Linked DNA regions of Homo sapiens: region 1 is linked to region 2. Evidence: read pairs that join two places in POLR2A ChIA-PET (ENCODE). Cell type or tissue: OCI-LY7. All regions are shown on one strand. Each heading gives the region's core, and the rest is flanking DNA. Links, peaks and the distances in the headings are about the cores only.

The links. Peaks named below come from ENCODE experiments on the same cell type or tissue, not always from the same donor. Only the 100,000 strongest peaks of a DNase experiment are listed, where the experiment ranks them.
Region 1: POLR2A ChIA-PET joins it to region 2 with 5 read pairs; 2 of 35 experiments call an interaction of 5 or more read pairs at or near these places.

The regions. Positions count from the first base shown.
Region 1 is chr6:158,915,447-158,920,446 of GRCh38, reverse strand. No RefSeq gene overlaps it. Among named protein-coding and RNA genes, the nearest start is that of LINC02901, 48 kb to the right of the region's middle. In OCI-LY7, for the core only: no CTCF peak of the experiment used is centred there; a DNase peak (open chromatin) is centred at 2,616.
Region 2 is chr6:159,020,201-159,028,286 of GRCh38, reverse strand. TAGAP-AS1 (TAGAP antisense RNA 1) reads right to left here. Exons shown (of 5, transcript NR_183546.1): 2 at 2,246-2,338; 3 at 1,057-1,143. Among named protein-coding and RNA genes, the nearest start is that of TAGAP, 21 kb to the left of the region's middle. In OCI-LY7, for the core only: no CTCF peak of the experiment used is centred there; no DNase peak of the experiment used is centred there; H3K27ac peaks cover 306 bases.

The DNA of each region.
Region 1 (5,000 bases), core at 1-5,000, 110 kb after region 2:
CAGGGAGTCAAAGCTGTCTCGTGCTGAGTCAGTTCCTGGGTGGGGGCCACAGGATCAGGTGAGCCAGTTTATTGATGGGGTGGTGCCAGCTGATCCATCAAGTGCAGGGTCTGCAAATATCTCAAGCACTGATCTTAGGAGCAGTTTAGGGAGGGTCAGAATCTTGTAGCCTCCAGCTGCACGACTCCTAAACTATAATTTCTAACCTTGTGGCTGATGTTAGTCCTACAAAGGCAATCTAGTCCCCAGGCAAGAAGGAGGTCAGCTTTGGGAAAGGGCTGTTATCGTCTTTGTTTTAAACTATAAACTATAAACTAAGTATTTCCCAAAGTTAGTTCAGTCTATGCCCAGGAATGAACAAGGACAGCTTGGAGGTGAGAAGCAAGATGGAGTCGGTTAAGTTAGATCTCTCTCACTGTCTTAGTCTTAATTTTGCAAAGGCAGTTTCACAGTTGCCTGGCCTCTGGATGCCTGTGTTCCCGCAGTGGTGTGGGCTTTAGTGACAGCACCTTCCTCTCAGGGCTTTCATGAGGAGTAAATAAATTAATAGGCATAAAGCACTTGGAAAAGAGCCTATTCTAACCACTAGGTATATAGAAGTGGTGATTATTAGAGCTGGTCTGGATCCCTTGCAGTTGCTGAAATTGTATGCAGCTCCTAGGTGAGAAAAGATGAGTGTTGGATTCTTTTAGCAATATGAAGCAGACAGGCTGTTTAGCGCCCTGAATAGTCATCCAAATGGCTTCACTTCTTGCTAGCCCCAAAGGGTCGGTAGGAAGGCAGTTCTGATATCCTGAAAAAATGTTTGCGGTCATACCCTTTCCTCAGAAAGCCAGCACTGCAGAGAGAACTCCAATGCACACACTGAGTCGTGAGTCCAGCACCGCCTGAATTAAAGCTAAATATGGCCAAGGATTCTCCAAAGAAATCCTCACTGAAGACAGAAATTTGGGTCCAATATTTCATCTTCATGAAGTAAAAAGTTTTTCCCGGGGCCGGGAGTGTTGTCTCACGCCTGTAATCCCAGCACTTTGGGAGGCTGAGGCAGGAGGATCACTTGAGCCCAAGAATTCAAGACCAGCCTGGCAACATGGTGAAACCCTGTCTCTATAAAAAATATCAAAAAAAAAAAAAAAAAAAAATTAACCAGGAGTGGTGGCACATGCCCGCAATTCCAGCTACTCAGGAGGCTGAGATGGGAGGATCACTTGAACCAAGGAGGTCATGGCTGCAGTGAGCCACGATAGCACCAGTGCACTCCAGCCTGGATGACAGAGCGAGACTGTCTCAAAAAGAGGAAAAAACAAATTAACTTCAAACACCTTCACCCAAGCATAAATCTGGAAACTAAATTATTTCTTTATTTAAACCAATTTTGACAGACCCATGTAATAATGATATAGATTGATATTTATTGGAAAGAAAAAGTCTTCACCACATGACAAATTTTTTTAAAGTAGTGAAAATGTGTGTATTACATGATACCAGTTTTTATACTGGTGCGGTGGCTCATGCCTGTAATCCCAGCACTTTGGGAGGCCAAAATGGGTAGATCACCTGAGGTCAGGAGTTCGAGACCAGCCTGGCCAATATGGTGAAACCGCATCTCTACAAAAAATATGAAAATCAGCAGGGCGTGGTGGTGGGCGCCTGTCGTCCCAGCTACTCCGGAGGCTGAGGCAGCAGAATTGGTTGAACCCAGAAGGCAGAGGGAGGTTGCAGTGAACCGAGATCGTGCCACTGCACTCCAACCTGGGCGACAGCAAGACTTCATCTCAAAAAAAAAAAAAGAAAGAAAAAGAAATGAAATTCTGTCTCTACACATACGTGTGCAAATGCACAAACATACGCACACAGATACACACACCCCTCAGGTTTGAATAGTGATTATATGTATATAGTTCTTGATTGATCTTAATGACTTATTGCCTCTGTGAGTTTTTAAATTTTTCTACAATGAATATGTAACACTTTTGAAGAAAGAACTGTTGGCCGGGTGCGGTGGCTCACGCCTGTAATCCCAACACTTTCGAGGCCAAGGCGGGTGGATCACCTGAGCTCAGGAGTTCAAGACCAGCCTGACCAACATGGAGAAACCCTGTCTGTACTAAAAATACAAAATTAGTTGGGTGTGGTAGCCGCATGCCTGTAATCCCAGCTACTCGGGAGGCCGAGGCAGGAGAATCGCTTGAACCTGGGAGGCGGAGGTTGCAGTGAGCCAAGATCGTGCCATTGCACTCCAGCCTAGGCAACAAGAGCGAAACTCCGTCTCAAAGAAAGAAAGAAAAAGAAAGAACTGTCAAAATACACACACACACACACACACACACACACACACACACACACACCCCTTCCTGAGGAAGAAAACTGAGCAGAAGGAATTAGTTTCTAGTAGACGAATTTCAAAGTAGAAATCCTTTCTTCATGGGGACGGGGGTGTGTCACTGACCCCTCCATCATGTTGCCCTTCCCCCCATTCCCCACTCAGAGGCTGGCTCAGAAGCCCCAGTGTCACCTTGGTGAGAAGTGGCTGCCCTGTCCCATCCTGGAGTCCTGGGGTCCTCCTCCTCTGAGCCATGTGAGAGTTGGCACGTTACATCATCACCTCTGTTTTTGGCAGCCAGCCCAGTGCTCAGATGGCTAAGAGGTGACACCCTATAACAAATAAACAGGAAAGAGAAAGAAGCAATTCACTTGGATGACATCTAACACAGACATGAAGAAAAAGGCCACGCCGTCCCTAAAGGACAAATGATAACACCAGGCAGAGCAGGCTCCACTGGGCATAGGATGCAAAGGTTGACCTGTCACAAGCAGCATCAAAGAAAGTTGCTCTGAGGGCACGAGCCAGCTTTAATTAATAGCTCACCACTGCATCTTGGAGATGGGTTTCCCACTCTGGTGGAATATTCCATTAGACTTGCTGACAATATTTCATGTCAAATAAGGTATAGATTGACCTGCAGGTCAAGACTGTGGTGGTGTGATCAAGAAAGGAAGCGCAGGCCGGGTGCGGTCGCTCATGCCTGTAATCCCAGCACTTTGGGAGGCCGAGGCAGGCAGATCACTTGAGGCCAGGAGTTCGAGACCAGCCTGGCCAACATGGTGAAACCCCATCTCTACTAAAACACCAAAATTAGCCAGGCTATAGTAGCACATGCCTGTTATCCCAGTTACTCAGGAGGCTGAGACATGAGAATTATTTGTACCCGGGAAGTGGAGGTTGCAGTGAGCTGAGATCATGCCACTACACTCCAACCTGGGCAACAGAGTGAGATACTGGAAAAAAAAAAAAAAAGGAAGGAAGGAGGGAGGGAGGGAGGGGAGAAAGGAAAGGAAAGGAAAGGAGAGTGCAGGGGTACACAGTTTAATGTGACAGTAACATCTTGGCATACTTGGTTGCTAAAACAGGTTGTTAAGCAGAAGGACACAGATGTAAGCTTTGAAGCTCAGAATTCAGGGAAAGTAGGGCCTTCCTGGGTCTGCAGAGAGCAAACCCAACCACGAAGAGGCAACGCCCTCGAATTCACTTCCAACAGACCTTTCCAGGGCCCTTCATTTGAGCAGCTGGAATATCATTCAGCAACCATCCTGTCAGCCTTTGGAAACAGGAGACTTGCATTTCATTTCAGACACTGAACACTGTGTTCCGGACCGCGTTTATTCTCCATATAAACAGCGTGTTTTGAGAATCATGCGTTTATTGTATAATACCGAGTCAGGTCACAGTAAACTCATTTCCGTCGTGAAAGGTTTCAAGTATTCAGAGGAGGTTAAGAAGAATAAAAAGCTTATAACAAAACAACCTCTGTTTCCAAAGTGCTAAATAATGAAAAATGTGGTGTGAAAACGTCACTAAATTCCATTTAAACATCCGAAGTTCAGTCAAGGGAAAAGCAAGTATTAAAGTCAGTGACAGAGTCATGAAAACTCAGCGGCTTCGATACTAGTGGGTAAGTCAGCAAGGTGTTTGTACAAGGAAACCAGGCACCTGGACAATTTCCTAAAACCGGCCCCAACTGGAGAAAGTGATATGGAACCTAAATACTTAGGATGTCTAATAGCTACAGCTATTTTGAGAAGAGGAGAAAATCTTTGCCTAGTAAAACCATGATTCTCAGGCATCCACATCTCCAGAACTCTCAGGCTTTCAAACTGGGTCCCAATCAGGAGATACTAAACACACACACATATACTGACATACGAAGATACCTGGGATATTTTTGCATCTCTTTTTTTTTTTTTTTTTTTTGGAGATGGAGTCTTGCGACTGTCACCCAGGCTGGAGTGCAGTGGCTCAATCTCAGCTCACTGCAACCTCTGGCTCGTGGGTTCAAGCAATTCTCCCGCCTCAGCCACTCGAGTAGCTGGGACTACAGGCGCACACCACCACACCTGGCTAATTTTTGTATTTTAGTAGAGATGGGGTTTCACCATGTTGGCCAGGCTGATCTTGAACTCCTGACTCGTGATCCACCCACCTCAGCCTCCCAAAGTGCTGTGACTACAGGTGTGAGACACCATGCCCGGCCTCCATCTCTTCATTTTCTAAATCAATTAAACATGGCTTGGCCCTCAGTCCCCGACCTGGCAGATAATCCAGTCTGAGCCATGTTTTGGGGATTGCACTCTCCACACCCCTTGGGCTCATGTAGGAACTCCTGGGCCTGTGCAGTCCACAGAAGTCCAACTGGAGGAAGGTCCTATGGATCTGGGGTTGCTGGCATAACTCATGTGGCCTCACAAAGGTGGGTGGCACCCCTTCTTCCTGGCTGAGCCTCACATGAAGATCTGAGCCAAGAAGTCCAGGCTTTCAGGTGGGGCTGGCAGCTCTCCAGGGGCAACTCAGGTGCCCACTGAAGACACTGCAGGCACACAGTGCACCGTCCCACCCCCCGCCCCAAGGAAATCCCCCAAAGGCCTAAACCTAAGCCATCCACCTTGACTCCAGGTTGCACCACTTCCCTCTTCCTGCCAGTGAGCAGCCTCCTTCCTTCCCA
Region 2 (8,086 bases), core at 1,234-6,233:
ATAAATAGAACCACTTATTATATTTTTGGAGAGTAACATAAAAATCATAAAATATGTCAAGTTATCCTACGTTAATTTTTAAACTTAAGGTGATCTTGATTAAAAAAAGAAAGAAAGAAAGGAAAACAGGGAGGGTTTTTTTTATTTTTTTCTTGGTTGTTTTTGTTGCTCACTAGAACTAAAGAAAACTGAATCCACAAATCATATTTAAAAATCAATAAGCCCTAATAGGACAGAGGACACTAGAAAAGAGGAGCAATTATGGAAAACTAGAAACCAGCCCTTCTAGATTTTAAGCGACACTCAACACTTTTGGGAACTGGAGCTTGAATAGACCTACCAAACAGAACAGAGGCAAATGCATACAGGACTTTGGTATGTAAAGCTGGCATTTCAAATCAGTGGGGACTATAGACGATTCAATAAATGGTGTTGGTATAAATGAGTGGCCATTTGGGAAAAAAAAAAAAGAAACATTGGGACCGTATCAACTTATGCTAGGGGAAATTCTGGATACGTGGAAGGTTAAATGTGGGAAGTGAAAGAATCAAAGTTCTAAGAGAAATGAGGAAAAATTCATTTATAATATCAGAGTGGGAAAGCCTTGATAACATGACTTAAAATCCAGAAGACATGAAAGAAAATAATGACAAGTTAAAAACATGAAAATAAAAAACATCTGCATGAGTGAAACACCATAAACAAAGTCAAAAGACAAAGGACAAACTTGGGAAAATATTTGCATCTCATCTAACAGAAACAGAGCTAATTTGGTTTTATTTATTTTCATAGCATTGGGGTACAGGTGGGTTTTGGTTACATGGATGAATTGTACAGTGGTTAAATCTGGGATTTTAGTGGACCCATCGTCACCCAAGTAGTGTACATTGTACCCAACAGGTACTTTTTCATCCCTTACCTCCCTCCTAGCCTCCCCCATTCTGAGTCTCCAATGTCCACAGTACCACTCTGCATGCCTTTGTGAACCCATAGTTTAGCTCCCACTTATCAGTGAGAACATGCACTATTTGGCTTTCTGTTCCTGCGTTAACTCACTTAGGATAAAGGCCTCTAGCTCCATCCATGTTTTGGCAAAGGACACGATTTCATTCTTGGGGCTAACTTCTATAACATATAAAGTTCCTGTAAAAAGATAAGGGAAAGAACAAAACTCAATAAGAAATGTGCAAGGGATACGAACAGCCAATACACAGAAAAAGAAAAGCAAATGGAACTGGGCATGGTGGCTCATGCCTGTCATCCCAGCACTTTAGAAGGCTGAGGTGGGCAGACAGCTTGAGCCCAGAAGCTAAGAGACCAGCCTGAGCAACATAGTGAGACCCACTCTCTATTTTAAAATATGTTTAAAAAAAAAAAAAAGCAAATGGCTCTTTAACTTTTGAAAAGATACACAAGTTCACTCATTTTTTTAAAAAAACTAAACTACACGAAGACACTATTTCTCCCATGAGATAAGCAAAAATCTAAAAGTTTAATAATACACTATGCTGATGTGTACATCTGTTACGTGTAACAGGTGTACATCTAAATGTAGATATACACCTGTGTACATCTGTTCTTAAATGTACTACTAAATATTTTATTTTTGAACCTATTATAAATGAAATTGCTTTTCAATTCATTTTCCAGTGGTTTGCTGCTAAAATATAAGAATAGAATTGGCCAGGCACAGTGGCTCATGTCTGAAATCTCATCCTTTGTGAGGCCAAGGCGGGAGGATCACTTGAGGCCAGGAGTTCGAGACCAGCCTGGTCAACAGAGTGAGACCATCTTGACAAAAATAAAAAATAAGCCGGGTATGGTGGCACATGCCTGTAGTCCCAGAAACTTAGGAGGCTGAGGTGAGAGGATTGCTTGAGCCAAGGAATTTGAGGCTGCAGTGAGCTATAATTGTGCCACTGCACTCCAGCCTAGGTAAACAGAGCAAGACCCTGCCTGTAAAATTTAAAAAAGAAAACAGAATTGATTTTTGTATTTTTAATTTCATATACTTTGCCGTATTTACTTACTACTTGATGTGGTTTGGCTCTTGTGTCCCCACCCAAATCTCATGTTGGATTGTGACCCTGAGTGTTGGAAGTGGGGCCTGGAGGGAGGTGATTGGATCATGGGGGTGGTTTCTAATGGTTTAGCACCATCTCTCCACTGCTATCTCATGATGGAATTCTCATGAGATCTGCTTCTTTTAAAAGTGTGTAGCACCTCCCCTTTCATTCTTTCTTACCTGCCATCATATGAAGATGTGCTGGCTTCCCCTTCACCTTCTGCCATGATTGTAAGTTTTCTGAGGCCTCCCCAGCCATGCCTCCTGTACAGCCTGCAGAATTGTGAGTCAATTAAACCTCTTTTCTTCATAGATTACCCAGTCTCAGATAGTTCTTTATAGCAGTGTGAGAATGGACTAATATAGGAAATTGGTATCAGAGAAGTGGGGCATTGCTACAAAAGATACCTGAAAATGTGGAAGCAGCTTTGGATGGGCAGAGGTTGGAACAGTTTGGAAGGCTCAGAAGAAGACAAGAAGATAAGGGAAAGTTTGGAACTTCCTAGAGACTTGTTGAATGGCTTTGACCAAAATACTGATAGTGAGATATGGACAATGAAGTCCAGGCCAAGGAGGTCTTAGAGGGAGATGAGGAACTTATTGGGAACTGGAGTAAAGGTCATTCTTGCTATGCTTCAGCAAAGAGACTGGTGGCATTGTGCCCCTGCTCTAGGGATCTGTGAAACTTTGAACTTGAGAGAGATTATTTAGAGTATCTGGTGGAAGAAATTTCAAAGCAGCAAAGCATTCAAGAAGTGACCTGGCTGCTTCTAACAGCATATGCTCATATGCATTTCCGAAGAGGTGGTTTGATATTGGAACTTATATTTAAAAGGAAAGCAGAGTATAAAAGCTTGGAAAATTTTCAACCTGCCATGTAGTAGAAAAGAAAAACCTATTTTCTGGGAAGTAATTCAAGCCAGCTGCAGAAATTTACATAAGTAAAAAGGAGCCAAATATTAATAGCCAAGACAATGGGGAAAATCCCTCTAAGACATTTCAGAGACCTTCATAGCAGCCCTTCCTATTACAGGCCCAGAGGCCTAGGAGGGAGAAATGGTTTCGTGGGCCAGGTCCAGGGCCTTACTGCTCTGTGCAGCCTTGGGACATGGTGCCCTGCATCCCAGCTGCTCCCGTTTCAGCCATGGCTAAAAGGGGCCACAGTACAGCTCAGGTCATTGCTTCAGAGGGTGTAAGCCCCAAGTCTTGATGGCTTCCCTATGGTGTTGGGCCTGTGGGTATGCAAAGGGCAAGAGTTGAGACTTGGGAGCCTCTGCCTAGATTTCAGAGGATGTATGGAAACACCCGGATGTCCAGGCAGAAGTCTGCTGCAGGACTGGATCCCTCATGAAGAACCTCTACAAGGGCAGTGTGAAGGTGAAATGTGGGGTTGGAGCTCCCACCAAGTTCCCACTGGGGCACTGCCTAATGGAGCTGTGAGAAGAGAGCCACCATCTTCCAGACCCCAGGATGATAGATCCACTGACAGCATGCACTGTTCGCCTGAAAAAGCTGCAGGCACTCAATCCCAGCCCATGAAAGTAGCTTTGGGGGTTGTACCCTGCAAAGCCACAGAGGCAGAGCTGCCCAAGGCCTTGGGAGCCCACCCCTTGCATCAGTGTGCCTTGGATGTGAGACATGGAGTCAAAGGAGAGTATTTTGGAGCTTGGAGATTAAATGACTGCCTTCCTGGGTTTTGCTTGCAAGAGGCCTATAGCCCCTTTGTTTTGGCCAATTTCTCCCTTTTGGAATGGGAGCATTTACTCGATGCCTGTACCTGCACTGTATCTTGGAACTAACTAACTTGTTTCTTTATTTTACAGGCTCATAGGCAGAGGAGTAGTACTTGCCTTGTCTCAGATGAGACTTTGGACTGGGACTTTTGAGTTAATTCTGGAACGAGTTAAGAATTTGGAGGATTCTTGGGAAGGCATAATTGTTTTTTGAAACGTGAAAAGGACATGACATTTGGTAAAGGCCAGGTGCAAAATGATATGGTTTGGTTCTGTGTACTTACCCAAATCTCATGTTGAATTGTGATACTGAGTGTTGGAGGTGGGGCCTGGTGAAAGGTGAATCATAAGGGTGGTTTCTAGTGGTTTAGCACCATCCTTCTAGTGCTGTCTTGTGATGGAATTCTCATGAGACCTGCTTCTTTTAAAAGTGTGTAGCACCTCCGCCTTCGTTCTGTCTCTCACCTGCCACCATGTGAAGACGTGCTGGCATCCCTGTCACCTTCTGCCATGATTGTAAGTTTCCTGAGGCCTCCCCAGCCATGCCTCCTGTACAGCCTGTGGAACTGTGGGTCAATTAAGACTCTTTTCTTCAAAGATGACCCAGTTTCAGGTAGTTCTTTATAGCAGTGTGAGAATGGAATAATATACTACTTCTAATTATTTTTTAGATCCTTAGGATGTAGAAAACAATCATATGTAAACAATCGTATTGCCTGCAAATAAGGACGATTTTGCTTCCTTCTTTCCAATCTTTATCATTTTATCATTCTTTATTGCAGTGGCTAGAAGCTCCAATTCAATATTGAGTAGAAGTGGTAAAAAAAATGAGCACATTTGCCTTTTTTCTGAGTTTGGTAGAATATCATTTAATATTTCACCATTAAGTATAATGCTCACCGTAGGTTTTTCATAGATGCTTTTTATGAAGTTGAAGAAGTCCTTCATAGTCAGTTTGGTGAGAATTTTTCTTATAAATGGATATCAAATTTTGTCATATTTTTTATCTACATATGAAAATGATCAGATGGTTTTTCTCCTTTATTCTGTTAATATGGTGAGTTATATTGATTTTCTAATGTTAAACAAACCTTGAATTCCTGGGATAAAACTAATTGGTTATGCTGTATTATTTTATTATTTGCTTTATGTTTGTCTCCTCTGCTGTTAGTCCCTCTTGTTCTCCCTTTCCTATATTCTTTTGGATTAAGTGAATATTTTTATAATTTCATTTTAACTTACCTATTGGTCTTTTAGTCTTTTGCATGATTTCTTAGAAGCTCCTCTAGAGACTATAATATAATCCCTTAACTTCTCAGTCTACTGGCAATTTTACTGGTCCATTTACCCTCCCCGGCCACACCACCAACACTGCCACCATCTTTTATGCCATAGCTGCCATAAAATCTATCTACATGTGATATAAACCTTAAGTCAATATTATGTCCTTTATACAGTTGTGCATATGTGAAAGAAATTAAGAGGAAAATTGGTCTTTGATGTTTACTCCAATATTTATAATTTTTTATGCTTTTTATTCCTTTTCTCATATCATCTCCCTTCAGTCTGTACAACTTTCTTTAGCTTCTGGAAGTGCAGGTCTTCTGGTGATGAATTCTCTTAGTTTTCTGATATCTGAAGATGTCTTCATTTTGCTTTCATTCTTGAAGGGTATTTTTGCTAGACAGAGATTTCTAAGCTGACAGTTTTTTCTTTAAGCACTTCAACAATTTCATTCGACTGTCCCTGACTTCTATAATTTCTGCTGAGAAGTCCACAACCATTGAAATCATTATTCTCCTATATATAAAATGTGTCATTTTTATTTACGCTTTTAAGATTCCTCTTTGTTTTTTGTTTGTTTTCAGTAGTTTGACTATGATGTGTCTAGTTTGTTTTTCTTTGTATTTATCCCATTTGGGATTCACAAAGCTTATCCAATCAGAAAATGTAAACATCTTATTAAATTTAGGATGTTTTCAGCCACTATTTTTTCAAATATTTGCCATCCCATTCTTTTTCTCCTCTCTTCCTGATATTTTAACTATCCATAATATCAGTTTTTTTTATATTGTGCCACACATTCCTGAGGCTCTCTATGTTTCTCACTCCCTTCCCCCGCCCCCCTCCTCCTCTCCTCCTCCTTTAGATGGGACAATTTCTATTGCTCTATCTTCAAATTCACTGGTTCTTTCCTCTCTATCTCCATTATGCTATTAGAGCCCATCCAGCAATTTTTTTTTCATGTATTGTATTTGTCAGTTCTAAAATTTCCCCTTTTTGTATATTTTCTTTATATATTTTCCATTTCTTTCCTAAAAGTTCCTATCTTCTCATTTATTAGGAGCATTTTTTTCACTCTATTGAGCACAATAGCTGCTTTAAATTCCTTGACTAATAGTTTCAACATTTCGGTCATCTGAAATTGACCTCTTTTTATTAACTTCTTTGTTGCCAATACATCACATTTTCCTGGTCCTTCATATTTTGAGTAGTTTTGGACATGGTGGATGTTTCATAAGTCAAGACTCTAAATTCTGTTGTATTCATTCCAAGGCTGTTGATACTTTGTTTTAACAAGCAATTGACTTGGTTACACTGAAGGCTGTAAACTCCATGTCTCTCATGGTGAGTGGCCATTCAAATCTCAATTCAGTACTCCAAACCTTAGCTGCAAGTGGCTTTGAATCTGGTTTGTGTGCATGTGGTTCACGGGTCAGCTAGAGACTTGGGCAGAGTTCAGATACAGCATTTGGGTGCCCCCTTCTCTGGCTCTGTCCTCTCTGGGATTTCTCCCTCACTCTCGTGGCCATGATTGCCCCAGGCTCCAGCCCCTGGTTCCCTAGACCAGAAACATGGCAGTCTTTCTATGGGAGTTTTAGCCACCCCCAGACACTTTGTGACCAGGGCCCATCTTTTGGACAAGGCTGAAAAACAGGAAACTCACACTCTCCTCCAAGATTCAACTCCCCTCTGCCTGCATTTGCTCACTTCCCAGGTCTCTTAAGTAGTTACTTTTGGTAGTTTGTCCAGTTTATAGTTGCTATATTTGTGGCAGGGTTGGTCTGTTAGGAGTCTACTCCACCATACCACAGGGTGTGTGTCTCCTTCACCACTGTATCTGCACCATTGAGTTCAGCGTCCTCACCACAATGAGCTGGTGTCCATGGCTCCCAATAGGCTTATTTCAAGGATAAAATTGATCATATCTAAGAAAAGTACTTTAGCATGTTAAATGTACTGTCAAATGTAAGGAGGCATTTAGATATGTGTAGAAACTGGTCAGCTTCCAAAAATGCAAATACATCCCAAATAAATGTTAAGAACAATATACTAAAGTCTTAAGAAACCAGAAACATGTTGGCCAGGCGCGGTGGCTCACGCCTTTAATCCCAGCACTTTGGGAGGCCAAGGCAGGTGGATCACGAGGTCAGGAGATCGAGACTATCCTGGCTAACACGGTGAAACCCCGTCTCTACTAAAAATACAAAAAAATTAGCCAGGCGTGGTGGCGGGCGCCTATAGTCCCAGCTACTAGGGAGGCTGAGCCAGGAAAATGGCGTGAACCCAGGAGGTGGAGCTTGCAGTGAGCCGAGATCGCGCCACTGCACTCTAGCCTGGGTGACAAAGCGAGACTCTGTCTCGAAAAAAAAAAAAAAAAAGAAACCAGAAACATTTCAAGCGGGGGCAACATTTCAAGCGGGGGCACCTCACTGTTAGGTGATGGGGCAACCATCTGGTCATTTCATTCATGATCCCAGTTATTTTCATCTGTAGCAAAAAGTTACAGGATTTTCATTGTTACTAGAAATGAGAAAAAGTATATATATATATATATATATATATATATATATACACACACACACACACACACACACACACATATATATCTGTGATTTCTGGCAAATGTATAGGTGGTATTACACTTGAATTATATCCATATCGTTCCTAAGAATAATTTTATATGCCAAGAGTTAAGATGCCTAAATTCTTTAAAAAGAACAGCAAACATCCACAGGCCTCGGAGCACATTGAGATGCATACAATCTAAATGTATTCCTTTCAGGATTTTGATTGTAAAAAAATTCAACAGCTCCCTCAAAGATAGAGATTATTTATTCAACAAACATTATGGCAGATTCAAGTAGCAAAACAGTCTGTAAATTTGGGCATGTAGACCCAAAAAAGATCCTCTCTCAAACTGCTAACCTGGTGTTGCTAAATGAAACAGTTCTTGCCGAAGAATTTTCACAGGTGTTCATTTGCATCCATGAAATTCCTCTCGTTA